Regions from separate parts of the Homo sapiens genome. Here regions 2 and 3 are each linked to region 1. Evidence: chromatin loops called from intact Hi-C (ENCODE). Cell type or tissue: heart left ventricle. All regions are shown on one strand. Links, peaks and the distances in the headings refer to the core of each region. The heading gives the core; the rest is flanking DNA.

Evidence for each region. Hi-C counts contacts between places; a loop is a spot of excess contacts. Peaks named below come from ENCODE experiments on the same cell type or tissue, not always from the same donor. Only the 100,000 strongest peaks of a DNase experiment are listed, where the experiment ranks them.
Region 2: it touches region 1 in a loop (4-fold over the local background); 25 of 110 quality-filtered maps call a loop at or near these places.
Region 3: it touches region 1 in a loop (2.3-fold over the local background); 15 of 110 quality-filtered maps call a loop at or near these places.

Annotation. Positions count from the first base shown.
Region 1 is chr1:237,037,025-237,047,641 of GRCh38, reverse strand. It overlaps RYR2 (ryanodine receptor 2), which reads right to left and starts at 5,458. Exons shown (of 105, transcript NM_001035.3): 1 at 5,073-5,458. The coding sequence starts at 5,120. In heart left ventricle, for the core only: a CTCF peak has its summit at 5,612 (motif pointing left); DNase peaks (open chromatin) are centred at 4,371, 4,931 and 5,501; H3K4me3 peaks cover 5,432 bases; H3K27ac peaks cover 6,183 bases; H3K27me3 peaks cover 1,250 bases.
Region 2 is chr1:237,381,832-237,392,448 of GRCh38, reverse strand. It overlaps RYR2 (ryanodine receptor 2), which reads right to left. Exons shown (of 105, transcript NM_001035.3): 9 at 5,069-5,168; 10 at 4,266-4,362. Among named protein-coding and RNA genes, the nearest start is that of MIR4428, 84 kb to the left of the region's middle. In heart left ventricle, for the core only: a CTCF peak has its summit at 5,660 (motif pointing right); no DNase peak of the experiment used is centred there; H3K27ac peaks cover 1,211 bases.
Region 3 is chr1:236,992,693-237,003,309 of GRCh38, reverse strand. It overlaps LOC107985368 (a long non-coding RNA gene), which reads right to left. Exons shown (of 3, transcript XR_001738551.1): 3 at 254-1,943. Among named protein-coding and RNA genes, the nearest start is that of MT1HL1, 6.4 kb to the left of the region's middle. RefSeq lists an enhancer at 3,093-5,998. In heart left ventricle, for the core only: CTCF peaks have their summits at 4,579 and 5,220; DNase peaks (open chromatin) are centred at 5,169 and 5,789; H3K4me3 peaks cover 825 bases; H3K27ac peaks cover 4,612 bases.

The sequences.
Region 1 (10,617 bases), core at 1,721-9,720:
AGAGGGACATTTAGACGTGGCAAGGAGGGAGTTACTGGCAACATCCTGGAAAGTAAATTGAAGAAGGAAGAGAAGCTAGATAATTACATGGAGAGGGGTACAAGCAGTGGGAGAAGACCACTTCTGCAGGAGGGGAGCAACCAAATAAGGTATCCGGGTCAAAGACAGACATTTTAAGATGGGAGAAATTAACAGGCTTCAAGATAAACCAGAAGGAGTAAGTGGATAGGGAGGCAAAAAAAAAAAAAAAAAGGCTAGAAAGGATGGATTCCAATCTTGGCTTCCAGGACCAAGATTCAGGCCATGTGAGGGACTGTAACATTAGAAAAGACAAAAGAAACCTCCTTTTCACTGGCTGGAAGGACAAGAGGACAGATTTGGAGACAGAACTCTATGAAGGTCAAGTTAAGGATAAAATGGAAAAGTGGGTTTAAATCTACTCTATAAAGAATGATGTGCTGGTAAACCTCCTTTCTGGAAATTCTTCACAGATTTTCATATACTCTCCATTACTAAATGCCACTAACTTGGAGTGTGACACTGGGCCAAGTCATTTGGCTTTCTGAGCTTTTGTTTCCTTATCTGCAATATCAGAGAGGCATGGGGTGGACAGGGTAATGTTTTCTAAAGGCCTCTTCCTACCCTAATGTTTTGGAGTTTGTTTATGCATTTTTCCTTCTGATTGCTCCATGCCATCCTCTATATCTATTCTTTGCAATTACAGCTGCAAACCACTTCCCTACTTATTTGGAATACTTCCTTAACATGCTATGCATACAGACGGTGTTCAACAAATGTTTTCTGAATTAATCTAATTCCCACAATGTCAGAGTTTCAGGAAAAATGTGTGCTTCATCACCTCTCCCTCTCTCCCGAAAGCTATCTAAAGAAGCACAGTCACCCAGTGCTGCTGGAGTCCTTTCTTGGGTAATTCAGCCGTGATAAAAACACTTATCTGAAGCCAAAGTACAAATACAATTGAATGTCAAATAAATTAGTGCCCTAAGCGTTTTAGATCTTGCCCTTCCTGCCAATGTGTACATGCTAATTTCTAAGTTAAAATAAAATAAGTCTGATGATGTAAGCCTGGGTGGGCTTTCCATCAGTTCCTTGGGAAAATACCATAGTGCATATCTATCTAAAGCTCCTCGTAGCTTCATTATGAAGGGAGCAAAAAGTGCGAATTTCCACTGCTCATTCCATCTTTTCCTTTGTACTCTGTGACATTCCTACAGCTGAGAAAACTGACTTGGTATTCTTTTGCTATAAACCTAAAACATACTTGAACAGCAGATAAAGAAGCCTTTCTCTCCTGGAAAGAACACTATTAGCCTAAGATTTGAATTTTAGTCCTCGTTCTGCACTGCTGAGTACTGACTTCATACCATTAACCTTCCTGGACCTCTACAAACTAGGGCTAAGTATTCCCATCCAAACTACTATGCAGTGTTGTACACCAGCATCTATACTGCATAATTGTCACCATTTGTAGATGAGTATATTTAAAGATGCTTCTTGTCATTGTGGAACAAGATGTATGAACACTGAGAAGAAATCTATAATGAAATACTTCATTCTGCAAAAGAAGACAGGAGGAAGACCGTAAGCATTCCTATCAGGATCATTCTTACAGCCAGGACTAAGCTTTAAGTCTCAATCTATGGGTAAATACAAAACTACATGACACAGTACACCACAAGGGTAACTCAACTGTGCTTAGACAAATGAAAGAAAGACAAAGTACTCAAAAAAAAAAAAAAAAAAAAAAAAAACCTTGACCAAGGTCATTTTATACCATGGTTTTCCTAAAGTCAGAGGAATATCTTCTATAACATTCTGTATGATTGTTGGAAAAAAAAAAAAAAAGAGGACCATAACGAAAAAGATGCGTGTTTTTAAATGCCAAATGACAGTTTGATGCTACATTGGTAAGTTAATAAAATCTTTAAAATAAAACACACATTCCAAATCATGGATATGTTTGGATATGACAGTGAATGAATCCATTACAAGCTGACAGCTTATTTTATGATAGGATTTTTCTCTCATAAAATAAGTGTCCCAGCATATCCAGAGTTTACAAAAACATATTTTCAATCTCTCTCAAAGATAAACAGACCCAAGTGGGCAGGTTTCCAACAGATGGGGGAGCCACTGAATCAATGATCATTCATCTACATAACTATTTGGAAGGAATGTGAGCCAACTCGACAAGCAGCAGCAAATGGAACAGAGATGCCAGAGAGACAGGTACAAGCTAAACAGTGACAAACCCCTTTGCAAATGAGGAATTAATTTACAGCAGCATACATAACTCACAGATACAGCCCATTAAAGATTTCACCTCTACTTCCCTTAACAGTGATCTCACACCTCTTCTAAAAAAAGAAAAGCAAAAAAGCTTTCTGTGGACAGTGGTCAAAAAGATGCCTCAATGTGCTGGGGTGCTGAATACAAATCCAATAGACAATGACCTGCTCAAGATAATAATCCAGATGTTCTAATCAGGACATATGAAATGTCCCATCAAATTCACAATTACGGTGTCTTAATGACTGTTTTTGTTTTTCTATGCAAAACAGCTTCATCCATCACTATCAAGAATTCTTCCATCTACAACTGTTTTATCAAGATGTACAGATTCCTAATACTCCTTGGGCTATTTGCTTTAAAAAAAAAAAAAAAGAAGAAGAAGAAGAAATAACTCATATTGACAAGCTTGCACATGACAGAGAAATAAATGCCCTCAGAAAAAAAAGAAGCGACTTCAATGTGGGAACTATACTACAGTCTCCCCATTATTCACCCCATCAGCATTTCTGAACCACCAACATTCTCAGGTTAAGAGAAAAAAAAGGGGGGTGGGGGAGGGAAGGATGGAGGGTAATGGGTGGAGAAGCCGGTAAAGGATTTGAGAATTTCCATATGAAAATTGGAAAATTGTGAGGAAAGGCATGTTTTCCTTTTAGATGTTAATGCTATACCAAAAAAAAAAAAATCCCCCTGCTCCACTGTGTCACCTCCTTCAAGGTCATTTGTCGTCAGCACAGCAACCTACGGATGTTTTATTAAAAGAAAAATCCCAGCCTGGGACTGCCAGATCTCTACCCAGGACCCACTTATCAAAGGTGCTGCTCTAGCTGACAGGCAGCTGCTGAGTGGCACAGAGTTGACATTACTTGATATGTGCAGAACCTCATCAGCCAGCACGTTCCCTCGGTCCCCATTAAGCATTCTGATAACACCACCTCCATGAGCTCGGCTTAACAGTTAAGCCCGCAGGAAGCCCTTGAGTGCATGAAGCCTACCAAAATGTCCCAGCTAGTTTTAACCCCACAGAGTTTGATACGAATTGATTGAAAAATTATACAGCAACCGTATTTGTCCACCTGAATAAAATAGTCCTTAGTTTTGAGAAAAATCTAATGTGGTGTTAATTACTTAAAAAAAAAAAAACCCTTATAGTCTATTTTCTATGAAAAAGACAACTGTATTACTAGCAGGTTTATACACCGTGACCAAGGTATTAGTGAAGAGGCTCTTCCAAGCCCGGTCTTGGGCCAACAGTACTTCAAAAAGCATATGCAATGGTGCATAACCTGCAGCTATTAGACTGGATTACTATTAGGTTGTCATCTGATGTGGACCCTGGGTTTTTATCCTTCCCAAAGCTTTCTCCCAGTCCGTTTAATGCACAAAAGAGAAAGAGACAGTCGTTTACAACGTTCCTTTGCAAATTCGCTGTTTTCATATGTTTAGTACCCAAATACATCAAGACTATTTTCACACCTAAAAGTTAATATTCCAAAATTCCACCGTATCTACGATTTTCTGTGATTATAGGTAACTGTAACCGGGAAGTGGTTTTGTTTGTTTGTTTGTTTTGTTTTGTTTTGTTTTTGTACTGCTGAGGAAAGAAGTACCAGCAGAAGCTGCAGTTCTAGGTTGGGGAAGTCTGGGGAATCCTGCAAGGGAACATCCTTCGGGAAGGAGGACAGAAGTGGAGAAGGAACGACTGAAAGGATGCTAACTAGGTTATTATTAGCAGGAAGTTAGGGCATTTTCTTTTCTGGAGAGGCTCTCCAGTCCCAGCTTGGAGGTGTGCAATGCCTCAGCCTGGGAAGTATCTGCAGTGTTCGAACAAATGAGAGAAAGGAAGGAGCAGTGCCAAGAGGTACTTAAGGAGAAAGAATTGTATTAGTGTGGAGCCAACCTTTCCCGGGCAGCCACCCTGCCCTTACACTTACACACACACACTTTGCTTCACTTGGCATGCAATAAGCCAGCATTTAGAGAACGACACGTTCACGATGTTCTCCCCACCACCACCCGCGCGCGCGCACACACGCAAACACACGCTCGCTTCCCATGCCTTCCACGCTTTGCAAGCGGTCACAGCACCACCACGGATGGCACCAGCCCCGGGAACCGCGGGGACCACGGAGGCGACTCCTCCTCCGCTTTCGCAGCACCTTGACTTGGGGGAAACCTCCGCGCAGCGTCCTGCACCATCACCCCCGCCCCCGGTCAGCTGCGCCGCACGCTACACGGAGTAAGCGAACCAACGTCTTCGCTCCGTGACAACGCGCGGGTCCAGCCCGAAAGCCCAAGAAACCTCCCGGCGGCGGTATTCCCAGAAACAGCCCGAGTTCCCGCCGCTCCCCGCGCCCCCACGGGCCACCCTGCTCTGCACCCTGCCCCCGGCCGCCCGGGAGGTCCCAGCCGTGCCACCAGGCAGGCCGGACCGGCCGTCCCCTCCTCTCCCGGTTCCCGCAGCTCCGACGCTCCTGTCCCCGGTGCCCCGGGTCCGAGCCCGGGCGCCTGCCGCCGGCTAGCCGCGCTCCATCCTCTAGCTTTCCACACGCGCGCACAGACACGCGCCCTTGCCTTCCCTCGCCCCAACACGCACACCTGCACACACTTGGTGATGCCCGCTCCTCCCGCATCCTCAGGGGGCACCCCCTCGCCCCGCCCGCGAGTCCCCGCTGCCCGCTGTCACTCTGCCCGGACCCCGCTAGTGGATGCCCTGACGCCCCCTTCCCCTGACAGCACACGCGACGCACGGCGCTTACAGTTCGCAGGAACTGGATCTCGTCTTCGCCCTCGCCCCCATCGGCCATGGTTCCGCGCCTCCTCGCCGGGGCCGGCTCCCGAGCCCCGCGGAGCTCGGCGGCGGCGGCGGCCCCTGGCGCTGCCTTCTGCTTCTGCTGCCGGGAGCCGGGGGCTGGAGGGGGCCGCGCTGCCGGGTGCCGAGCGCCGGGCGGTCCCCGCCTGCAGAGCGGAGGAGGAGGCGCGGACGCTCGGGCGCGGGTGGTCGAGGCGCGGGGCCTCCCTGCTCCGCACTGTGCGGGAGGAGGGCGGCCCGGGCCCGGAGGACGCGGGGAAGCAGCCCCGCAGCCCAGCCGCGCTCGCTGCCTGCAGCCGGCGGTCCGCTCGGCCCCGGCTCCTCCGAGCAAGTGCGCGGAGCCAGCTGAGCCGGGGTTAGTGCAGCGGTGGGGGTGGGGTGTGGGGGCGGGCGGGGAGGAGCTCGGCGGCTCCCCGCTGCTGCAGGTAATCCGCAGCCCGCTCCTCCGGGCCGCCAAACCCGAGGCCCAGCGCCACTTACTGGCTGCGCTGGGAATCGGGGCCGGAGCGCACCCGGCGAGCGCACAGCCTCCTACCTGCGCCCCGCTGGGGTCCCTGGGCTCATTCCCCTGCCCCTTCCGAGCTTAAAACCGCCGGCACGACGCCCCTTCCTCCTGGACTGGGCTAGGGCACTAACTTCCACGGCACTTCGGATCGCACGGAAGAATGATATCTTTCACCTGGGCGCACGGGGTGGCTAATCTCCAAGTAGAGATTACGCAACACCTGGTATTTTAAACGTGGATTACCTCTATTCATGATCAAATGGGAATTCTTCAAGATCTAGTTTTAGTGTACCATGCTTTTCGCAGATAATCGATGCAAAGTGCACGGTTTTGGTGCACAGAACTTTAACATTCAACAAATATACAGTGAGCGCCTATGCCAGACAATGTGGTACAAGACAGACCCAGAAGTGTGTAGTCTGTATTCGAAGTGCAAGCCTTAATTCAACAAGGAATTGCGGTAAAGTATGGGATACTATCTATAAGTCTGAACCACTGGATGGGTCTAAAGTCAGACTGTGCTACCCATTATCCTTGCTGAGAGAAGAAATTCGAGCATTCCACCGCAGATAGTAATATCTTGCTCTCGCAATCCTCCATGCAATAGTCTACCAAATGCCTACTTAACAAACGGCTATGACTAAGAAAATACAGGGTCTGAGACAATTTGGACAAGAAAGCAATTTGTCTCTTGTTCCTAGTCCACAGCGCTTTCATTTATCGTACTTAAAATAAGTATGTGCAAAGTAAAGTTTTCAAATGTCAGTACTACGGAGATGCAGACATTGTAAAACAAGGATTTTTGCGTCCGTTTACCTACATCTTACATTCTGCGGCATCTAACTCATTATTAAAATCGACCACTGAGTTCTATACAGTTTATATTTTATTTTTAGCATTCATTAACTTTGTACTTACTGGGGTAGGTTTGTAAATTTCCAGGAGAATGACAATATGTGTATAAATACTCGCTGTCCGTGGTAGAACTAGTAATGTTCTGCCCTATCTCATGGAAGTATACCAGTCACCTTACCTAAAAACTTGACCTATCCCTGTAGCCATGACGACTAACCAACTCTTAAACCGTTATTATTTATGTGAATGTTTACTCTTACGAGTCTCTAAAGGAACAACCAGTGAGCTCCCAAAAAGTCGGGTAAGAGTCCTCCATGAGCAATGACTATATTCTGAAATTGGCTCCTGATTTAATGTTAAATGATTTGATCTTCCAAATTTAGAACGTATCAAATTGACGTTTTAAACTATTTTATTCAGAACTATGCAGAGACAGGTTTCTTAATTACTCCATTCTACCCAGATGGTAGGTAAAATAATATAAAAACGCTTACCACGTCTTCATTTTGGCATTTTAACTAGGCTGTAAACTGTTCTAGCAAGAGTTATGGTTATTATTTCTTTAGTTCTCTCAATGTAAGTGGAATAATGCTAAAAGGCCTAGACACTCGATGTTTCTTATTCACCCCATACAGTCTTCAACAGCAAGTAGACATAGAGCAGAGACTATTTATAAAACACACCGTGTATGTGGACTTTAAAACACAAAAATACAAAACTATGAGGTTTATAGATCTCTAGTCTGTTCTAAAAGTATAAAAATATGTTTGAGAATGATATACAACATTTATTTTTAAAAAGAAAACCAAAGCAAATATAACAAGTGTTTTAATACTGGTGATGGGCATATTGGTGGAATATTATTTTTGGTACTCTGATATTCTGTTATATTTCATAATTACATAACAAAATAATTTTTACAAGAAAGCAACTTCAGTGAAAGCTATGGAAACTTTTTACTTATAGCTTTTTTAAAAAAAATTTAACCCTTTTGGATAATTTAGTTATAATTCCCTAGTTTCTTCTTCTGGTGGACAATTGTAGTAAGAATTCCAGTGCAGAGATCATAGGATACTAACTAACCTCAATTTTAAGTGTACTTGAGAAAAAATACATAAAATTTGGATACAGCTTAAAGTTTATGTTTACTGTATTTAATTCTTATTGTAGACTCAGACTAAAAGAAATTAACAAGTAGACCTTTTTCTAGGCACAAAACTATAGTTCATTAAATAGAAAAAAATTATTTACAATTTTCATTAGAAAATAGTATTTGATATCTATATATTTTGTAATTTTTATTAAAATATTTATTGGCTGGGCATAATGGCTCACACTTGTTATCCCAGTGCTTTGAGAGGCCAAAACAGGAGGATTGCTTGAAGCCAGGAGTTCAAAACGAGCCTGGGCAATGGAGACCTCATCTCTACCAAAAAAAAAAAAAATTTTAATTAGCTAGGCATGGTGGCACAAACCTGTAGTTCTAGCTACTGGGAGGTTGAGGTAGGAGGATTGCTTGAGCCCAGGAGTTTGAGGCTGCAGTGAGCTATGATCAAGCCACTACCCTAGTAACAGAGCAAGACCTGATCTCAAAAAAAAAAAAAAATTCTCTTTTTCTAAATTCGTGTTATGTATAATAGCTTATTTTGCTTTTTATTATCTTAATATTGCTTTATTATAATATAATCTTTATATTCAATAGATACTACATTTTAAATCTTTATTAATCATAAAATTATTAATAAAAAGTTTAGAGGATGACATTTCTATGTTTCTTAGTCCAAATTTGGGAAGTATTCTTCTTTATGACTAATTTTATATTCTGCAAGAGAGGGAAAAATTATATTTTTGCTTTTTTAATTAAGAGTTTTTCTGCAGTCATCTAATTAAGAATGGGCCATCGTAGCCCACTTATTCACTTGGCAGGATGCTAGACAGCCTTAAAGAAGAAAAAAATTAGGACAAATGTAAGCTTTTTCATTTTGACTTACAATTTACTAAGCTCCCCAATGATGTACATGAGCTTAAAAAATTAACTTCTTCCTCAAGGTTTCTACGGAAACTCAGCAAAATACTCAATGTTATCATTTTAATTCAGCTCCTTTCAATTAAGATTACATACATTAAAGGCTTTATTACTGACTTGAAAGCCTCTGGAATTGTCATCGAATCATTATAAAATTAGGATTAGAGAGCCTCTAACGTCCTGAGATTTAGCCCATTTCTTGTTAACTCAGATTTCCTGTTTCAAAATCTCTAAGGAACATTTCATACCTATCTTCTTATCCCACTTCAGAACTCAACAGACCAACATTTTACAAAATTTCCATTTTATTTACATCCTTATTGCATGTGTTCTAAAATACTATAATTCTTATGAGCACCTGTCCTAGAAATAAATCCCTGGGAAATTCACCACAAGCCAGTCCTCAGGTCACATGGCCTGAATCTCTGCATTAATGCAAGATGGCCAGAAATTACATTACGAATGATGACGATGGTGATGAAACTTCATTTATTGAGCATTTACTATGCTCCGAGCACTTGCATTTTATTTTTTCTTTTCGTCTTCGCAGCAATATCATTTTTGAAAAACAGGAAAGAAGACTTAAAGAAGTTAAGTAGCTTGGCCAAGAGTATGCAGCTGCTGAGTTTTGACACAGGGGTCCGAGGACTTATACTCCTCCCCTACCTCCATCCCAAAGCGGAAAGCACAAAAAAGAGTCTAGACTAGCATGAACTATAAAAGGCTCTGGCAGCCCCGGGAGATCTGTCCCTGGTTTCAGGCCAAAGCAGGTCCTGCTAGCTCTTGGAATGCCAAGTAAGTTCTGGAAAGAGACAGAGATTACTATGTGTTCAGAAATAATATCCAATTTGTGCCTTTCTCCGCAGTTTGGATTCTTAGGGTAAATCAGTTTTTCAAGACTTGAAGGTTATTCACCACTATCGTATTAGTTCCTTTCCAAATTATGAAGCCCCAAACTACAATTAGTATTCTGATTTCCAGGGTCAGGACTGAACTACATGCAGATAGAAAAAGTACACATGATCTACCTCTTGGCATCGGAGGAGCCCTGGACATCACAGAGAAGGATGTCCCCACCCGACGAAAAGTTTGCTTATTACTGTAGTCCCCTCTTACCCACAGCTTTGCTTTCTGCAGTTCCAGTTACTCAAAGTTCCAAAATTTAAAATGGAAAATTCTAGAAATAAACAATTCCTACATTTTTAATTGTGTGCCAGTTTGAGTAGCGTGATGAAACCTTGTACCATCTCACTCTGTCCCATTCGGGACATGAATCATCCCTTTGTCCAGCGCATCCACTCTTCTGTACTCCCCACCGTTAGCCAGTAGCTGTTTCAATAATCAAATCGACTATCGCGGTATCATGGTGCCTGTGTTCATGTATCCCTTATTTTACTTCATAATGACTCCAAAGTGCATGAGTAGTGATGCTGGCATATTGTTATTATTGTTCTATTTTATTACTAGTTATCATCGTTCATCTCTTACTGTGCCTCTTATAAACTAAACTTAAACCTAGGTTTGTATGTATAGGGGAAAAACACAGCATACATAGGGTTCAGTCCTATCCATGGTTTTGAGCGTCCCCTGGGGTCTTGGAATGTATCCCCTACAGATCAGGAGGTATGGGTTCCTAAGGAAATGTGGGTTCCCCAGCCTCATTTCCAACTCAAATTGCCTAGTGGCTTCCCAAGTAGGTCATTCTGACTGTCACGTGTCTCTGAAGGCAGATCTTCCTCCTGATTTGCCTATTTCTGTTGTACTACAGCTCGAATCCAAACTCTGATCACCATTTTTGATTCCTCTCTCACCTTTCCCACTGAACATCAGTGTCTTTTTATAAGTAAAAGGCATTTTCCTGATTCTTGTCTTTATATCCCAGAGTAATTTCACTAACATCATCACTAATCTTCCTGTTTCTTATGCTTTTCCAGTGCAAATCATCTTCCTGACTCCCACCAGCACCACCCCCTATAATAATGTTTTCATCTTGTCACTTCCTTGCCCAATAAGAACTAGAACCATTGAAAGGTGGCCCCCAGATGCCTCCAGGTTATGTTCAAACCCCTCAGCTTGGCTTTGGAGACTCCCCACGATATAGCCTTA
Region 2 (10,617 bases), core at 1,206-9,205, 350 kb before region 1:
GGTATATATATTTATGGGGTACATGAGATGCCTTGATTCAGGCATACTATGCATAATAATCACTTCAGGGTAAATGAGGGATCCATCACTTCAGGCACTGATCCTTTGTGTTACAAACAATCCAGTTACACTCTTTTAGTTATTTTTTAATGTACAATAAATTTATTGTTGGCTATAGTTACCCTGTTGTGCAAAAGCCTATTTTTAAAGCAATAATTAAAACATGATTGACAAGGGATACTGACACATCCCTTCCCAACTACCAGACTTGCTTCTCTTTAACTCATTCTATCTCACTAATTGAAGAGTTTAATAAGAACTAAAAAGTTACGACACTATAGTTAATACTAATGAGCTCTCTCCCTTATACCTGACTGCTCACAACTACTATAGGTTATATTTTTACTATTTTTGTTGTTGTTTAGACAAGTTGTCTACTAGTCATTTTAGAGCGATTTGTCTTTCGGAAAAAAATCTCAAGTAACTTAAAACAATAATGATGCTGTATTTCATGAACACGTCAGGATTCAATCCATAAAAGCAAAATGGGCAGGAAGCATGAGAAAAAGATAAATATTTAGTTTAACTCTGATAGGCATCATCTCCAATTCAGTTGTTCTTAACTGAATAGCTCTATATGCTCTTCATTCTAAGAGCTTTATTAACATTCTTTAGGAGAATGAATAGGTAACCACATACACATACATATCTAAATGTGAAGAGGAAGGTAAAGGTAACTCTACTGATATCCAGAATCATAAAACCCATTATTGAGGTGGATTTTCAATAGCTACAATTACAGTTATGTATATTAAATAACTGTCAATAGAACAAAGCAGGAACAGGTGCACAAATCCATGTAGAAACACAGCATTTATGACCAGACTATTCCTAAATCACTCAGAAGTAAACATCTTTTCTGGCCATCTCCTTAATAGTTTCCACTATGTCTCCTAACAAAGTAAATTGGACTTTAGTTATTTAACGTTAACAACAGCATACAATTAATGAGTATAGCCAGATCATAATTACAGGAAAGAATTATAAGGTAAAAAATTTTTTTTACATATTTCCCAGGACCTTCTCTAGCTTTCATGTCACTGTGCAAAAATCAAATTACTTTTACTTCTTTGTTTAATGAATGAAAAAAGTATATTTTTAGATGATCATTATGCATGTCTCCCCCAGTACAGACTGATAACAAATAAATAAAGGCTGCTTCCGGGGTGAGCTATCCTTTGCCTCCCCCAAGTTCCTTACAATGACCTAGGGAAATAACAGAGGGAGGTTGAAAACTTTCTAAACAATGGTATTAACAAGATTTAGAAATAATGAAGTGCTATATAATTGTGAAATTCAAGGAATTATTTTTATCATTCTATTCAAATAATTGCTCAATCCCAGTATAACCAACACAAATAGTTTTTTCTTAAGCAACATCCCTTCAGCTCCATGCTGCCTACTGCTGACTCATTTTCTCCCTCGAGTCATAATCTGACATCCATTTTAATCTAATTTCACCCATGTAAATATGCTATAAAAAGGGACACAAACAAACGCGTTCTTACCACCATCACTACCTACCAAGAGTCCTGATAGGCTGGTCTAATTACATACTAAGAATAAGTTGAACTGAAATTATCAACATGAAATCAAGAAGACTATTTGGAAAGGAGGGGCAGGCTTCAACATATATGCAAAGGGAGAGTGGGTCCAGAACATGATTAAAATATCTTTGAAATGTCCCCTAGATTTCTCTGCAATCATAACTAGCCATCGAAAGGATCCTCTTGGATCCAGTCTGGCCTCTCTTCCTACAAAGTCTATGCTCTGCCATTCTGTCATCCATATGCCCAGAGTCCCTCAAACTTTTCAATCATATCTGGCTAAATGCTGCCTCTTCAGACTAAATAATAGCAACAGACTAAATAATAACAATAAATGTGTTGATTTCTCAATATGCATCAAGTATTTTACGTGTATTTTCTTATTTAGTCTTTTCAATAGCCCCATAAAGCAGGAGATAATATTTAAGCTGCATTTTACAAAGAGGGGAAACCATTGTTTAAAGAAACTATGTCACCTACATGAGTCACACAACTGGTAAGTGGCAGAGCAGAACCCCAATCCCAGATCTGTCTGGTTCTAGAGTCCATTACCTTAACCACGAAGCTCTACAGTGTCTGTAGATACAGCCGAAAAAGCTCTAAGAAACACTTAGTCTGTCTTCCATTTAACAAATCAGGGACTGAGGATCCAAAGACTCTGGCATGGTCTCTTATAAGCTCTAACTCCAAATAAACACACCATAGCATTTAACATATCCACAACCCAATCCTTTGACTTCAATGACTAACTTCCCTGGTTCCCTACTAAACTATCACTCTGACTCTCTTGCTGACTCTTATTTCTCTGCCCACATCCTAAACATCAGCATTCTGTAGGAATCCATCCTCAGCCCCCTGCCTGATTAGGCTATTCCAGGTCTTTACAGCCTTCATAAGGCCATGCCCAATCGACAAACACATCTAATCCCAGCTCTTCCCTCTCCATCTGATGAACATATGATAGACCCCATTCCTTTAAATATCCCCCTTACACTTAGAATTTGCACCCATCCCAAGTTTTGTTAAGTTAAAGACTCAGACATCCCAATTTCCTACTGGACGTCTCATAGACTGTACTCATCTGTAACCAAAGTTTAACTCCATCTTTCATAGCAAACATGTACCATCTCCTGCAATCCTTAGCTCCAGCTGTCTTCCCCTGAGGCAGAAAAAAAGATGGCGCTGGATTAGATACCTTCTCTCACAGCCTGTGTCTAGTTCTCCCCTAAACCCATCACTTTTATCTAAATGTCTATGATGCAAGTAAACCTCTCCATTCTGATGGCATTATCTGGGCTAAGTTCTTGGATTTTGTCACACGAATTACTGCATTTCATTTCCGTGACTCAGATTCTCCCCACCTCTAATCTAAGTTCTCCTTGCCTAACAGAGTTATTATTTTAAAAGAGAACTAACTATTCCACTCTGATCCCCACATCCCTTCCTAACAACCTCAGAATAGAAGCCAGCCCACGGGAATGGCACTAAGGATCTTTCTCTTGTCTACTTTCCACCTTTTCCTCCATTTTCCCCCTAATCACTCTGGAATAATTGCTATTCCCAGAATATGCTTGACATCTCTCTAGTTCTTAAGTTTATATTTCTGTTTGAAACTAATTCCTTATCCAAGTGTCTTAAAATCTCCATTATCTTTTATACAAACCCTACTGACACCATCGACATCTTCTTCCTAAACCTACTGAAAGAGGCAGTTTTAGCTTACGGAATGTTTCCAGGGGACTTATGTCACTCTTGACCATTATCTAGGTCTGCCTGGGAACAGAGGTTAAGACCCAGTACCCAGGTCTCAGAGGGACTTTTCCTGAGATTATGCAGCTGGTTAAATGACTCTTAATTTTCTAAATGGTCCCTATGTATTTTTATTAAATTATAAAAATAAATAATTATTAACTAATAGTTACCTAAGTGTCCATGTTAATATGAAAAATGTCCACTAAAAGATTTAAAGATACATAACAAACCATCCACACAGTACCTTCTCTCACTGCAATCTCTTATTTACATATTCATCTTACTACATTCATTGATTAATTTGTAAGGTAGAGCAGTAGCAAACTATTCTAAATATTTTTATGGTTTTGTAATATTTGTGCACTTTTCTCAGTAGATTCATACTATTGTAATCTTGTCCCAGTGCCAAATAAATTAACATGAGAGAGGTATTATATCAGATTAAATATGAGAGAAAGTGATCAATTCTATCATCTGTATCAATAAATGAGAGGTCATAGCAAAGGGTCCTAAAATTGTACGCAATTTGAGAACTCTGACTTCAAAACTGAGTTTGAGATTAAACATTCTAAAAAGAAAATTAATCAAAACTAATGAGCATTTAATGAAGTTCTAAGTAGTTTAATGCAATGTGGTCACTCTTCTCACTTCGTTAATTTTGTTCAGTGTTTCTTAATATGTTTTAATTATACAAAAATTTTCAGTTCTTCTGTTGGTAGGTAATAGAAATATAACATGAGAAAAAGCTAAGAGGGGGCAACAAATGGATCACTTCAGTGAATCAATGAATGTCAGTAGCCCATCTTGTATGATGCTACTGGCCTGAATGAATAGATCCCTAGTTTTTAAAACATTACATCAAGGCAAAAGAGTGCAAGTCTCAATGCAATGAGCTCAGGTACTAACCTCCGCTGCTCTTCACCATGTTCTCCTGAAGGGACAGTGAGACACTCGTCCATGTGTCCATGCAGCAACCTGAGGACATCACCACCAATGAGATACCCTGTAAGGATAAAAAATCATTCAGGTCTGGACTGTCAGTGTCAGGTGCTGATAGCCAGACAGATCATCTGGTCCAATCTTCTACTTTCGTAAAGAAACTGAAGTCTAGTGAGTCTTAAGGACCTGGCCAAGGTCACAGAGATAGACAGTGCCTGCTGTTCCCTCTGAGTCCTGGGTGCCCGAGTCCCACAGTTAGGGATATTCCCACTAAAAGCATGACCTCAGACACATAAAATCCTCTGTTAAACATACAAACACATTTAGAATCAAATGTGAACCTATGTAAGTTGGAATAACCAGAACATATACAGATATTTCCCTAGGAAACCCTGCTCCTTTGTAAAATTCGTATTCCAGCTATAAGGCATGACCTCAGAAAATAAGAAATCTTGACATTAGTCCAACCAGGCAATACTCTGAGGTCAAAAAATTGAAGAAAACAATCCATAGGAAGCTATCACATAAAGCATACACAAATAAACTAAAGCTGACAGTAGCATAAAAATAAGGGAAGATTAATCTTCACCCAAGCTTCACTGTTAAAATAGCAGTTTAAACAAGATCCTCAAATGTCAGGTATCTGCATTACAGAATATTTAGACACAGACAAAAAGCTCTAATTAACAATCAGCTCATTATCACAATTCCAAAGATGACTGTCAACTTTGCAGCAAGGACAGGCCCTCTAATTGAAGTGGAGTTTTTACCTTGGGCTGCCTCACTTCCTGAGCTGATTGGGGCCACGCTCCAGAGAGTCTGCTGGAAAGCGGCATCCACGTGTAAGCTGCCGTTGCCATAAGACAAGTGCTGTATCAAGAGGCAAAAGGAGGCATCACTTCAGGCTCTGGTAAGCTGTAACATGTAAGTGCTTCTAGGAATGCAAACTTAACGTTGCTGATTTGGTTATGTTCATAGAGAACATCTGTTTCAACCTGTCATTCAAGAATCAAAAAACTAGTCAGAAGAAAAGAAGTTCCTCTCTGAATTTACGGATTTTTAAACTTCATTCTAACAGTTACTGACTTAAGTCAATAATCAAAATATGCATAAATGAATACACTAAATAAGTTTATTTGTAACAAGATACTATTTTTGTTTTAACGATGGTTGATGAACAAAATGAGCACTTAAAATTATAATTAGGTTTTCTACATATCACACTCTGACAGCTTTTTGATGATGAAGTAAGTGAAATCTATTGGACCAAGTTTATGGAGTCTTCATTTTATGAAGTCCTTAGGCGTCTTATGGGGTCTTTTATGGAGTCCTTCAGGAACTGTTATCTGCAATTTGATGCAAAAGCCATTAGATGGCGATATTTCCTAACAGCTATCTAAAACCAAGCTACATTTCTTCCGAAATTCAGATACTAGCACATTTCAGATTTTCCTTCCTAAAAATAGAAACACATTAAAATAAAACATACTTAATATCTTTTAGAGCCATAAGACTGAATTATCAAATGTTAACTAAGAAAAACAAAATTACTTGCTTATTTTACTCATCATAACTTGGCTGCCTCTAGAATTTCAAACATACATAGAGCAACCACCTGTTTTCGTGGAGTCTTCTCAGTAAACATCGCCAATATCCCTGCAATGTTTCTGCAATGCTTTGCCAATGCTGATGACAGCCTAAGTTTTCACAGACTTTAATCAGACCAGAAATTTCCCAGAAATCTTGACCATCTTATTTAGATGATCAGTCACGCCTAAAGTAGTCACCTTAGGTGTACTCCACAGGCCTTTTAAACATCCTACGGGTCTCTTTAACATAAAGATACTATTCTCAAGTCACCATCAAGAAGAGGTCGTTCACTCTCTTTCTCTTAAAAATAAAACCAAAGAAACTTTAAACATTGTGATATGTACACAGTGTTTATCAGTCATTTTTCCAATGAATAAGATTGAAAGTTTACCAGTTGATACATAAGACTTGGCAATAATTTGCTCTTATTCCTCTCCTCAACCTCAACTAGCTGCCTGCTTTTGTACAATTTCTTCTTTACTTCAATCTGTCATTCTTACAGTCTTAGCTGTAATCCCAGCTAAGATTCCTTTATTGACTCAATTTCTTCTCCAGTATGTTAAAACTGTTTAATTGTTTACAAATAAATCATATCCCATCTGCTTTAACAAACAAGCAGAATATATTTCCCTTCAAAGCAATTATCACACAGTGAAATTCTTGGGCTTATTTTCTTTTTCCCTTTTAGAAGCTACCTGACACAGGTTCACAGCTGTGTTCCTAGCATCTGGCAATGTTATCCAGTAAACACGTATGTGGAGAAGCTAACAAAAATCATAAAATCAAAGTATCATAAACATAAAAACACACATTTTAAGCTGTTCCATAAATACTCGTATTTCAATAACCTAGTGTAAAAAAAAGCACGTGCACAGGCACACACACATACAAATCCATGTGAATGACACCGATTTTAACCAAACTCTGAAAATAATTCAAAATACCCGTGCTCATATCTGTGTCCAAGTGAAAGCTCATGTAATATTATGATAAGTAGATTACCATCATTTGTTAATTCATCATGGGTTCACTGAATGTACTATGTATATTAATAGTACACATTCTCCACCCCAAGGGTGCTTGTAATCTCATAGAGTAAAATACATACACAAAATGCTGTACCTCAGTATATAAACATATCACATGTGATATTTTGATACATGCATACAATGTGCAGTGATCATATCAGGGTAATTGAGATATCTATCACCTCAAACATTACACACAACACTTTTTATATACTGAGGTACAGCATTTTGTGTATTTTGTGTATGTATATGCATATGTAAAATATATACATATTTATGGGCTACATGTGATATTTTGTACCAATAAAATAAATTATGTACCAATTAAATTAAAAAATAAATACGGCCGGGCATGGTGGCTCACGCCTGTAATCACAGCACTATGGGAGACTGAGGCAGGTGGATCACGAGGTCAGGAGATTGAGACCATCCTGGCTAACATGGTGAAACCCTGTCTCTACTAAAAATACAAAAAATTAGCCAGGCATGGTGGCAGGCACTTGTAATCCCAGTTACTCAGGAGGCTGAGGCAGGAAAATGGTGTGAACCCGGGAGGCAGAGCTTGCAGTGAGCCGAGATCACGCCACTGCACTGCAGCCTGGGCGAAAAGAGCGAGACTACTTCTCAAAAAAAAATAAAATAATAAATAAATAAATGGATATGGAAGGTAGGAAAAAGCCTTTAAAAATGCTGTGTAAATCATAATCAACGTGCTACAGGAATTGTAAGGAGAGAACACTGCAGACAACAAAATGAGAGCAGAGTTTCTCATGGGTTGGGGGCTTTGAGGGAGCCAGTAGGATCACTTGGCCTGTGTCTCACATTTATATATTTGCTGTCCCCAAACAAGTGTCTACATACATTGGATTTGAGTATGTAGATTAGTAATGTGAATGCGCTATGTGCAAATATTTAAAACATACCAAAAATTTTTGTAAACCATTTGGGGATTTTTATTTTTAACATACCAGAAACCTTGCTATCAGAAGTGGGCTGGGCCCCCTGGCCCTCTAAGAAGTTCTGAGAAGGGGAATGTGTGATAAGGGGAATGTGTTGAAGACAAGAGCGTGAGCACAAAGGTGGAGATACGGGGACATACATTACAGCCGAGAGCTTTGTCTTTGGGGCTGACAGCACATGCTAAGAGGTGGAATGACTGATAGGTCCACAGACAAAGGCTGGCGCCAAACCAACGACCTTGATTTTAGGTAATAAGGAGTTTACAGCAGTAATAAAATAGGTGACGGAGTTAAAAAGGCAATTTCCAAATCATATCTATGCCTGAAGATAAATAATAAATATGAGAGAACCATAAGCATATGAAAATTTCAGTCTGTGGGAAAAGGTCCCAAATATGTCCTTAAGATCATATTACAGTCATATAAAGTTCTCTAAATAAGGTCTACTCTTCTGAAGAAAATATTCTAATTTGAATGCTTCCAATTTTGCTGCTTAAACAGCAAAGGGAAGTCTGGGTAAAAACTACATCACGTCAGGCTTGTGGTATGCAATATTCAGAAAGCAACAACAGTTTCAGTTACTGAAACTGAGATGAATTATCCTTAAAGCAAAAACAGACACTGGCAGAGGATGAAAGCCAAGTCGGCCTTAGGCTGAAATATGTAACCACTGCAGGATTTACACAAAAATATAGTAGCACCAGTCCACCAGCAGCAGTACAAGGGCTTTGGGCACCAATCTCTGGGCACCCGGGTCTCACTTTGATCCCAGGACTAGTGATTTTCAAGCTCTAATAGGCACATGAATCTTCAGAGGATATTGTATTTAAACATGTAGATTGAAGGGCCAGGCGCGGTGGCTCACGCCTGTAATCCCAGCACTTTGGGAGGCCAAGGCGGGCAGATCACGAGGTCAGGAGATCGAGACCATCCTGGCCAACACGGTGAAGCCCCGTCTCTACTAAAAATATAAAAAATTATCCGGGTGTGGTGGCAGGCACCTACAGTCCCAGCTACTCAGGAGGCTGAGGCAGGAGAATGGCGTGAACCCGGGAGGTGGAGCTTGCAGCGAGCCGAGATCGTGCCCCTGTACTCCAGCCTAGGCGACAGAGCAAGACTCTGTCTCAAAAAAAAAAAAAAAAAAAAAAAAAAAAAACAAGAAAAAAGAAAAGAAAATGTAAAAAAATCTAGATTGGAATGCAGAGTAGTTGCAGGGGTTGTCAATCAAGACTGCTGATCCAAGAGTAACAAGACATTACACGATAGAAGTGCAACATCTCAGAAATGGAAGGGACACGATAAATCACCTTCCAGGAGTTCTTTAGCTGGAGTACACAGACTATACTTCAATACCTTTAGTTTCCTTTGTTATCCTACGTATTTATTTTATGCACTTCACCATTTTTATGATGAGGTCAATAAGTTTTATCAATTTGCAATGGAAGTCCATGGTACAAAAACTTCGTACCAAGAATCTCTCAATTGAACCCTTATCTGATGCAATTATTCATTCATTTATTCATTTTTTATTAAACTTTCAGGTACTTCGGCCCTGGTGATGCAACATTCTGAACAAATTGTCATTTAAGGACAGGAAACACAAGTAAACAAGTCACATTACTCCTCAGGCATCAGTTTTTTCTTCTGAAAAAAAAAAAACAAAAACAAATGAGGGGCAGAGAAATAGATGTTCTTTCCAAATGTAATATTTTATGGTTCCATTACCTGAGCCACAGAGGAAAGAAAGGCTCACAGCAAATTAATCAAAAATGAATTGGTTCATATAATAAATCACTTGAAAATATTTATGATCACTCTTTTATCATTATTTTCACACAACTTGAGGCAGTTCAGCAATTTATTATGCAATCAATAATTATCTATATTTTTTATTAGAAATTTAAAACCATCATTCTCAGCAAACTATCGCAACGATAGAAAACGAAACACCGAATGTTCTCACTCATAGGTGGGAATTGAATAATGAGAACACTTAGACACAGGAAGGGGAACATCACACACCGGGGCCTGTTGTGGGGTGGGGGGAGGGGGGAGGGATAACATTAGGAGATATACGTAATGTAAATGACAAGTTAATGGGTGCAGCACACCAACATGGCACATGTATACATATGTAACAATCCTGCACGTTGTGCACATGTACCCTAGAACTTAAAGTATAATAAAAAATAACAATAAAAAATAAAAAAAGAAATTTAGAGTTGGGTAAGAAAGAAAGAAATTTTTTGAACTGTAGAATAGCTTTCTCTTAAGCATTTTCCATCACCCTTTAGATAAGCATTCTGCTTTTCCTAATATATTTTCAATCAGTTGTTTATTTGGCAATGTTTTCACAGATCCGAAAAACTTGGCCTGTTTCATTAAGTAACCTGATCAGTAGAAAATCAGTTGGAAATCTACATTTCCAGTGCAAACAATCCAATCCACAGATTGAAAACATTTGGGCTTACTGGAGTGATTTTTACACCTAACACACAGAAAAAAATTGTTTTGTAAGATTCATTTTGTTTAGTTTGAAATAAATTCAGTCAGTAATATCTACTTGGCCATGTTTTTTCTATTTTAAATTGTATATTTCTCTTAAGGTGCTTTGCTAAGGCCTTCTTTAAAAGAAAATAAGATTTTCAATGAGCAAAAAAAATTCTTTCCTTTTGGATATTTTTGAAAAGAAGATTAACATATCCTTTTACCTCAGAACATAAAACAGCAAAAATGAGAAAA
Region 3 (10,617 bases), core at 805-8,804, 43 kb after region 1:
AGCATAGAACATCTTACTTGCTCTTTGGAGCTGAACTAACCAGCATTCTACACACGAATCACAGTGTATTGCGTTTTATTTTCTAGCACCAGTAATTGAAATGAAGAAGATGTGAAATGATGATATGAAGTAAAGAAGACTAAAAGGTATGTTCAATTACCGGAAACTCAATTGTAAGACCAATTAGAATCTCTATAAGTTCTATTCATAGAGAATTTGCCTTCAAAGACTAGGAGAACATAGATGCAGGGCACTCCTTGATGTATTTTTATATAATTTCAGGTCTATTTTTCAGTTTCATTGCAATTATAAAATGACAAGCAAGCACTCCCAAAAGCCTGACAAAAATCACTGGATTCTAAAAACGGTGTTTATTCATATTTACATCTCAATGGCAATAACTCTTTTTTGCTTTTCGCTTTGGAATATTATAATACTAATATCTAGTCGGAAAGCGTAGCCATAAAATTACACATAAAAACTTATATGGTATGATGGTGAGAAATATTCTTTTGTATTCAAGTTTAATTTGACATTCCTTAAAGAAAGGGGTGTAGTTCAAAGCTGCAAAAGAGAAAGGAACATTTATAAACTACTGAGGGATTAAAAAGCAGAAACGAAGGCCTGTCATTGGGTTTGGCTAATAAGTGTATTTCATCCTCCAGCTAAGCAGCTGTGGTGGGCAGAAGGGCGGCTGGGTCACCTCCACTCACTTTGCTGTTCTCACTGGAGTGAGGTCAGAGGCTTCCCACAGGAGCACAGTCTGTCCCTTGGAGCAAGGAGCGACAGAGCTTGGCTGAGAGGAGAAGAAACATCACACCGCCCTCACCTGCTAGCCCTCACTTCCCTCTCTGTGGCTCCTCCGATGCTCCACTTTCTCCATAGGCAAAAAGCCACCTATATGTCACCTGTGCACCTGTGTGTTGAGTCTCTCGTGGAACATAATGTTGTACATTTTGAGAAAGACACAATTGCTAGATGGAGCATGAGAAGCCTCAGTCCCTTCCTAAGGGAAAGGGATTCAACCTCCTATCATTTTCCCCCAAGTTGCTGAAACTGTGTGGCCACATGGGTAAGCCTTGGTCAAAGCCCAGGAGGAGAGAAAAGCAGCAAGGCCTTGGGAGAGTCCCAAGAAGGCACCAGCAACAGGTCAGTGATGAAGGGAGAGAATGGAGGTCTGGGTGCCACAAAAAAGCAGCCACTGGAACTAACTCACCTGAGCATCTGGCTGTAGGTCTGTTGCCAGCAAACTGCTGTGACAGAAAGAGAGTCATACCAGATTTGCCAGTTGTGTGGACTTTGCCTCAGTTTCCTCCTGGTGACATGGGGTGATTGTGAGGATTGAAGGGTTAATCAAAGAATGCACTCAGAAAGTATCAGCTTTCATCCTGAGCTGAGTAGTCATGGCCAAGTCAAAACCCCAACTCCCTCGTGAGCTCGCCTCTCCAAGTTCTCACCCACCGTAAATGCCTGGGCAGAAAGGAGCTCTGCAGCACCTCTGAGGGATGGTCTCCAGATGCAGGTCAGGTCCATGATGACGTTTTCACCAGTCCTCCATGGAAGGAAAAGGAGGGAAATTTCGTGGGTGTCTGCGGGAGATAGCCCACTGTCGTTTATTGGGAAGGAATGACCCTTTTTCCAGGATTATTGACTTCAGAGCCACGCATGGCATGCAGGCTGCTGCTGGACACCTCCTCAGGGATCCATCCATGTTGACCACATGGACAGTGGTGCTTCTTGGAGCTGTGCAGCATGGCAACCTGGCATGCTCATTTGGTGACAGTGGATCGTGGTTGGTTTTCTCCTTTTCCTCATCTTTTTCCTCCTCCTCACCTCCTTCTCCTCCTCAGTGTCCTCACTGGCAATGAGATGAAGAAGGAAAAGCTACCAAGGATGCAGCTCAAGAGCCAGTCTTCCATCACCCCAGGGAATAGAGTCCCAGCCTGGGCAAGAACGGAGAGAAGACAGAGAGATAGAACAAGTTTACGCTCTGTTTCCAAAAGGATGTCACAAATGAACTTAACAAAACTCACCAAGAAACCTCAGGCATAAGAGAAAGAAATGGGGAGATACCAGAATATACACCTACATTCCCTTTGTCCTATCCAGAAAAAAAAATGACATCTTCAAGTCATTCGTGGTACCCAATGGACATGACAAAGTTAAGCACCCGCATTCTGAAGCAACTCACTTCAACATATCGTCCTCCCACTCACTTACTACACATGCTTTTCCATTTCTATTCTTTAATCTCCTCCATTTCTATTTTTTATTATCTAGTTTTCTCCGTTTTATTGATATATAATGATTTACATATTCATGAGGCACATATGAGTGTTTGCTCCATGCAAAGGATGTGTAATGATCAAGTCAGGGTAATTGGGAAATGCCTCACCTTGAGTGTTTATCATTTTTGTGTTGGCTTCAAGTCCTCTCTTTTAGTTACTTTGAAATATGCATAACATTGATGCTAAGTATCATCACCCTAGTGTGCTATCAAACATCTGAACTTATTTCTTCTATCTAACTGTATGTTTGTACCCATAACCAACCGCTCTTCATCCCTCTTCCCCTACCACCCTTACTATTATTTTCCTTTTTTTTTTTAAGACAGGGTCTGGTTCTGTCACCCATGCTGGATTACAGTGGCATGATCATAGCTTACTGCATCCTGGAATCCTGGGCTCAAGTAGTCATCCCATCTCAGCCTCCAAGTAGCTGGGACTACAGGTGTGAGCCACCATGCCCAGCTGATTTAAAAATATTTTGTTAGTCTGGGTGCTGTGTCTCACACTTATAATCCTACCACTTTGGGAGGCCGAGATGGGAGGATCGCTTGAGGTCAGAAGTTCAAGACCAGTCTGGTCAATGTAGCAAGACCGTATCTCTAAATAAATAAATAAATAAATAAATAAATAAATAAATAAATAAATAAATAAATTGTTGTTGTTAAGGGGTGGAGTCTTGATAAGTTGCCCAGGATGGTTTTGAACTCCTGGTCTGAAGAAATCCTCTTGCCTTGGCCTCCTAAAGCAATGGGATTATGGGTGTGAGCCACCAGGGCCGGCTACCATTTCTATTCTTATGAGAAGCAACTAAACAGGGCATCAGGATGACATAGTAAGAGGAGTATAGGTTTGGAAAGCAGGGTTCCTAACGGGCAGTGAGTGGGACACTTGCCAATGCCAAACCTGAGAAATTAATTTATTTTCTCAAGGAAACCGTATTAGATGTTCCCTAAGGAGAGCATTTTGAGATTGAACGTAAACTTTCTCAGCCACATCAAAAAGCCTGGTAGTGAAGCACAGGGCGTTCGACACACTGAAGGGCAATCATTGGGCTGAGCTTCTGCCCTGTGCTCCCAGACCACAGTCTACAGAATCAACTTCTATAGACTGTAACCATTTGATCTAAATGCCAGAGCCTGGGATGCCCAAGGAAGATAAAAGCAAGGGTCATATTTATGTTCTTTTATTTCACATCCATTGAACAACTGTTCAACGGGCACCTCCTAGCTTCCTGTCTCTCTGGATGGGGTCCTGGGAGCCAGAAAAACAAAACAGACTTCCTCTCTCCAGAATGTTCACAGCATGACGGGGGATGAGACAAAGCCGGTCCTCAGCAGTGCAATTGCGCTTTAACTAAGCATGAAGGGGGTGTGTCCCATGCCAACCACATCTCCATAGCCCTGTGGGACAAGATGCACAGGACTTCCCTGATAAGAGAAAAACAGTCCTCTGATAGCACCTGGGGATGCACGCCACTATCTTCAGTGACTATTTGGAAGGATCAAAACCGGTTGATGCCTTAACTCACGGCAGCAGCAGCTCTACTTCAGTGAAGAAAACCAACAGAAGTTCACGTTGCAACTGTGCTGTTTATGACCCCGAGGAAGCCATCGGGCCACCTGGGCTCTAGGGTTTCCCTGCTGGGAAATGATCCTTTTCATCTCAGGGAAGACAGTTATTATTATTATTATTTATTTATTTATTTATTTATTTGAGACAGAGTCTCACTCTGTCGCCCAGGCTGGAGTGCAGTGGCGTGATCTCAGCTCACTGCAACCTCTGCCTCCCAGGTTCAAGCGATTCTCCTGCCTCAGCCTCCTGAGTAGCTGGGATTACAGGCGTGCACCACCACTATGCCCGACTAATTTTTGTAGACACGGGGTTTCACCATGTTGGCCAGGCTGCTCTCGAACTCCTGACCTCAAGTGATCCACCTCCCTCAGCCTCCCAAACTGCTGGGATTACAGGCGTGAGCCACCATGCCAGGCACTGGGGAAGACAATTCTCATTCAATTATTCAAGCCATTCTCTCTCTCTCTCCTCTCTTCCTCTCTCCCGCCCTCTCCCTTTCTCTGTCTTCCTTTTTCTCTCTCTCCTTCTCTGCCTCTTTCTGTCTTCCTTTCTCTCTCCCTCTCCCTCTCTCTGTCCCCCTCCCCCAATTCTGCCCCACCACCTGTCTTTGAGAAGAGAGAAGGGACAGCTGTGTTCCCTCCCTAGCCACCCACTGGGACTGCAGGACCAGGAGGTGGGCCAGTTCTGCTGACATCTGATGCTAACAAAAAGCATCAGCGAAGCCGCTGCTCAGCCTCTCCTGGCTGTAGGAGGAATCACTGCTGTGGAACATGAAAAATTAATTAGGAGAAGATGAGTGCCTGGGCCTCCTTTCTTCTCAGACCCAACGGAATCAATAAAATCCTCAGCTCCTGCCAATAAAAGGCAAAATTGTGCATTACCCATGGACAGCCAGAGAGCTGTCAGAATTACAGAATATTGAAACTCGAAGGCCCCTAAATGTCCCCAAATTGTCCAAAGAGTCTTTGTGATTTATTCACTAACACAGTAAGTTGGTGTCAGGGGCTTGGTTCACACCTGTATCTCTGAATGGACTTGGACCACATGAACCAGAATCAGGAATCCTCCTGCACTCACAAAATCATGGAGAGGAAGGGCAAGGGGGTTGCTTGCTGCAGAGAAACCCTAACTCCCTTTCCCTATAGAAATGCCTCCAAGTAGAAGTGGAAAGAAAGAAATAACACACCTGTGCTCACCCCCGCCTGGGCCCTGCCTTTGGCCGCTGGGTATGCCGGTCTCCTCTATGCCCTCTGAGTAACAACAGAAACAAGAACTGAATCCCGAACAGTGGTGGCCAGGGAGGGCCCGTGTGGAGGCACGGCCAGTCTGCCACCTGCCTGCACTGCACCGATCTCTCCTGCGTGAGATCAGCCAGCAAGGCACGTCCAGGGCCTGCCTGGGTTAAGTGGCTCTCAGATGAGGTAATAATGACAAAGCTCTCCTGAGCCTGGTGAGTTTTCCAGGCATGGAGTCAGGTCGCCTTATTTAGTCTGATTGTTAAAACCATTCTTTAAATATCCTGCTACGGGAATTTACGATGCCTTTTGAAGCTTTTTATTTAACTGGTAGTGTTTTGTTCCTCTTTTCCAGAGCCGTGAGGATGGGGAAAACTGTTTCCTTCCACCACGTATTCTGGTGTTGAAAGGTCAACCTCAATGTTAGAGAAAACACAGCACCCGGCCCTGCTCCCCTTCTCTTCGCAGGTGAAGTCACTGAGTGACATGGTGTGTCAGGTGCCCTTGGGTTTGTGGGGGAAATGAGGACACTGATGTGTAAAAAGCCAACAGCCAAGGAGAGGACAGAGGCCACCCTGTGTAGATGCTGCCTCTACAGCAGGTGACGAGAAGCTGTTCTCCCCTCTTTGGTTTTATCAAAGCTGGTGAGCACAGTCCTGTCAGCAGACAGACGCGAGGGGACGTGGGTCAGGCGTGTCATCCACGGGATGGGCAGGGGCCTAACGCCAGCAGCAACCCGCATCTCCATTCAAGGGCATGGGCACAGGGTCATGGAGCGTGTGTGACTGATTTGGCCATGCCAGAAACACAGTCCTGGGGAAAAGAAGAACAGCAAGAGATCGCAGATGCTTCTCACCGTCTGGAATTTTCGTAACATTCTACTTTCCCCAAACCTCTTACTGGCAAAAGTCTTATCACCAATCATAATGAACTTTGAGTTCATTAAATTGAATTTTATGTTAATATGATTTTTTTTTGAGACAAAGTCTTGCTCTGTTGCCCAGGCTGGAGTGCAGTGGCACAATCATGGCTCACTGCAGCCTTGACCTCCAGGTCTCAAGCGATCCTCCCACCTCAGCCTCCCAAGTAGCTGGGACTACAGGCACATGTCACCATGCCTAGCTGATTTTTTAATTTTTTGTTGAAACGAGGTCTCACTATATTGCCCAGGCTGTATGTTAATATAATTTCCAAACATAGGACTAGGTGTAAAGATAGCAACAATTGCATTAAACATGAATGACGTTTGTGTAATGCTGTGAGCTGTTATCTGTACTTTTTTTTTCTTTTTTATCTTTTTTTTTTTTTTTTTTTGAGATGGAGTCTCTCTCTGTCACCTCAGCTGGAGTGCAATGGCATGATCTCAGCTCACTGTAACCTCCGCCTCCTGGGTTCAAGCGATTCTCCCGCCTTAGCCTCCTGAGTAGCTGGGATTACAGGTGAGTGTCACCATGCCTGGCTAACTTTTGTATTTTTAGTAGTGACGGGGTTTCACCATGTTGGCCAGGCTGGTCTCAAACTCCAGACGTGAGGTGATCCACCTGCCTCGGCCTCCCAAAGTGCTGGGATTACAGGCATGAGCCACTGTGCCCGGCCTGGTACCTGTACTTTCGTGCAGGTGTGCAGTGACCATGTACCCAACAGCTGCTTCAAGCGCACGTAAGTACTTCCTCTCTTCTAACCATAGGACCAGGCCAAACTGGGCCTACTCTGTCGAGTTACCATGTAGGTATAACACAGCCAGAAACTGCAAGTCATGTAGCCTGAGCAATAGGAAAGGCGTTGACCCCTAATAACACCCACAACCAGTAAGTCCTTCCAACAGAACCAGAAGACTAGGACATGACCAGAACCTGAATGCTGGAACTATTTCAGATGCAAGGAGTCCATTGGCCCCAAAGATCAGGGGTAAAATCTGCCTCAACATACCTTACTATAAATGGTCAAATGTCAGACCTCCAGTCAGACCCTGCCAAGCCAACTATTCCTAAGTCCTTTTCCATGGCCCATGAGCCCTTAAAACTTGCCCCAGACCCCCAGTGGAGGAGACAGATTTCAGCCTCCCTCCTGCTTCCTTGCTGGTCTGTCTTGCAATAAAGCCTTTTTTTTCTCAAAAGCCCGTGCCATAGTATTGGCTTCTGTGTGCATTGGGTAGAGAGCCCATCTGCTCAATATGACTTTCTCCTGGGCCCCAACAATTGCCCTTGTCTGAGCTCCTTGAGGAAGCTCCATGTGCTTGTTCCAGGGACATCTCCCCTCCCCAAAAGGCCCCATCAACTGAGGGCTTCAGCAGAGGTTGGTAATGCCAGAAACCTAAGTGTCTGCTGGAGTAAGCTTGCTCCTACTACAAGAGAGAACCATGGCCCAGAGACTCCGTAATGTCAGCTATGCTGGGCTCTAGCCAGACACTTAGGCCTGGACATTTGACTCACCTTCCATTGAAATAGGCCATGAAGACTAACCCCTTCAAGTCTCTCAGCCCTGTTCACTTTAGCCACCCATGAGAAGCTGAAACTTCCCATACAACAGCACCCTGATTTCTTGTCTTTTTTTCTTTTTTTTTTTTTTAGACAGGATCTTGCTGTTAGGCTGGAGTGCAGTGGCACAATCATGTCTCACTGCAGCCTCAAACTCCTGGGCTCAAGCAATCCTCTCACCTCAGCCTCCTGAGTAGCTGGGACCACAGCCGCCACCACACCCAGCTAACTTTTAAAAAATTATTTTTAGTAGAGACTGGGTTTCACTTTGTTGCCCAGGCTGGTCTTGAGCTCCTGGGCTCATGTGATCCTCCCGCCTCAGCCTCCCAAAGTGCTGGGATTACAGGCATGGGCCACCATGCCTGGCCTGACCTTTATTACTATATTCTTCATAACTGCCTAATATGAGCTACCTCTCTCCTCCCATCTTTTTTTCCTGGGATTTTTTGTTTGTTTGTTTGTTTTTTGCCCTCAAAACAATTCCTTCGCTATCATTTCAGGTGGGAGCAATGGTAAATGTGTAGGCTTAAATTGCCGTCCCTTATGCAGAAGCCTCCAGTCACCTGTCTTTACTTGGGCCACTTCCAGTAGTCCCTCCCCTGAGCCTTCTCTGATTCCTTGTTGTTGTTGTTCTGTTTGGTTGGGATTATTTTTGTTATATTTTGTTTTGTTTTTTTGAGCCAGGGTCTCCCTCTGTTGCCAGGCTGGTGCGCAGGGGTGCCATCATGGCTCATTGCAGTCTCGACCTTCTGGGCTCAAGCGATCCTCTCACCTCAGCCTCCTGAGTAGCTGGGAATACAGCCATGAGCCACCACACCCAGCTAATTTTTTATTTGACATACTGATGACATATTAATCTCTCAAGGCCCGATGGGAGGGTTTGGGTGAGTTGTGGAGAGTGATAATGAATTAAAAGACCTGAGAAAGCTGAATGCTAAACCAGTATTGAAGGAGGCCAAGAATCAATCCAATTAACACCAGAGAATCCCAAAGTCACAAGAATTGGTGGCAGTGGTTACCTCTAGAATACAAGTGTGCGTGTGTGCATATGTGTGTGTGCATGTGTGTGTGCATGTTTGCATGCATGTGTGTGCACATGTGTGTGTGCATGTGTGTATGCATGTATGAGTGTGTGTGTGTAAAGGTAGGTCTAAATAAATAGTGCTAAGTTGCTTATGAGTTAGATCCTGAGATCCTCTCCCCAGCTCCCTCCATAGAGATGGGTGGATGCACCCTGTCTATCCCAGCAGGAGATGGGAGGCTTGTTCTCTGAAGAAGGTCCCTGGACTAGAGATGGAGGCCCAGCTGGGAGTGAGGGCACCATACTGAAGCAAAAGGGCTGAGTAAACACATATTTATAGATACTGAAATCCCCATCCCTTTTCCCAAACTCAGCTCCCAGAATGCTGGTGGCACATGCTACTTCTCTAGGTAGATATTGGAAGAGCCTTCACAGGGGCATCTGACTATCCCTATAAGAAAGACTTAATGCTACTGACAGATTTTTCCAATGTAACAGCCCAGCTACTTTCCTAACAGCGATTCCTACAATTCCACCAGCCCCACAAACAAACTTAGAGCTTTCAATAGTTTTCTTAGTAAGCCACTCTTAAAAATGAGCAACCAAGAAAACCAGGCATTTGAGAAAAGCCCCTAAAATAGGTGTTAGAAACCAAAACAAGCAGCAAAAGAAAACTTGAAAGAAACAGCAGTTACACAAGAAGAAGAAAATGCACAAACTTCTCTTTAGTATCATCAGAGAGAAAAGATATTGCTTTCATAAAACAAAAACAGAATGTCTTCAAACAGGAACATTCAGAGAAAAGAAAACTACTCTTAAAAATTAAAAATATGAGAAATTTAGCAGAAGCAAGGAAAGATAAAGTTGAAGCATTCACTTAGAAAGTGAAGCAGAAAGAAAAAGAGATAGATCATAGAAGAAATGATAAGAAAACTAGAGTACCAATTTAGGAGCTCTAACACCCAAAAGTAGTTCCAGGAAAGAGAGAAGAAATGGGAAGAAATTATAAAAAAAAAAAAAAAAACATAATTTCCCAGAATCAAAAGCATTTATTTTTGTAAGAGTACAGGAAGTACCCAGGATATTGTCATAAAATTTCAGGATACCAGAGACAAACAATGGAGCAGAAATCAAAATGGCATCAGAAAGAGAAGGCAATGCGAGAATGTCTCTAAAATATAAAAGGTATATTATTTCCAACATAGAACACTTGATCCAGTCAAATGATGAATCAGATTTCAGGACATATTAGAGTTCTCCAGAGAGACAGAACCAATAGAATATATATGTAGAGAGAGAGCGATAAAAGAGGATCTATTAGAGGAATTTGCTCATGCAATTATGGAGGCTGAGAAGTCCCATGAAAGGGCATCAACAAGCTGGAGAAGCAAGGAAGCCAGCAGCATGGCTCAGTCCAAGTCTGAAAGCCCTGAGAACTGGGGAGGCCCCTGGTGCAAGTCCTGGAGTCCAAGGGCCTAACGCTCTGACGTGCAGGGTCATGAGAAGGGCATTCCAGCTCCAGAAGACGGAGGGTGAATTTGCCTTTCCTCTGCCTCTTTATTCTACCCAGGCCCCCAACTGACTGGATGGTGCTACCCACACTGAGGTTGGATCTTCTCCCCTTAGTCCACTGACTAACATGCCAACATCCTCTGGGAAAATCCTTACAGACACATTAAAAAATAATGCTTTATCAGTTATCTAGTTGCCCTTAATCCAGTCAAGTTGACACTTAAAATTAACCATCAATCACATAGGATAAAATAAATGTTTCAATGTTATGATGGTAAAGTCTTATAAATTTACCTGTCATAAACCATGGGAACATCAATTATCCAAGGAAGCTATAAAATACTTAAAGAAACAAAACAAAAGAAAAAGAGATGGCCACAGCAAACAGGGTGATATGGTTTGTCTCTGCGTCCCCACCCAAATCTCATGTTGAATTGTAATTCCCAGTGTTGGGGGAGGAACTTGGTGGGGACCCCCGTCTGGTGACTGGATCATGGCGGTGGATTTCCTCC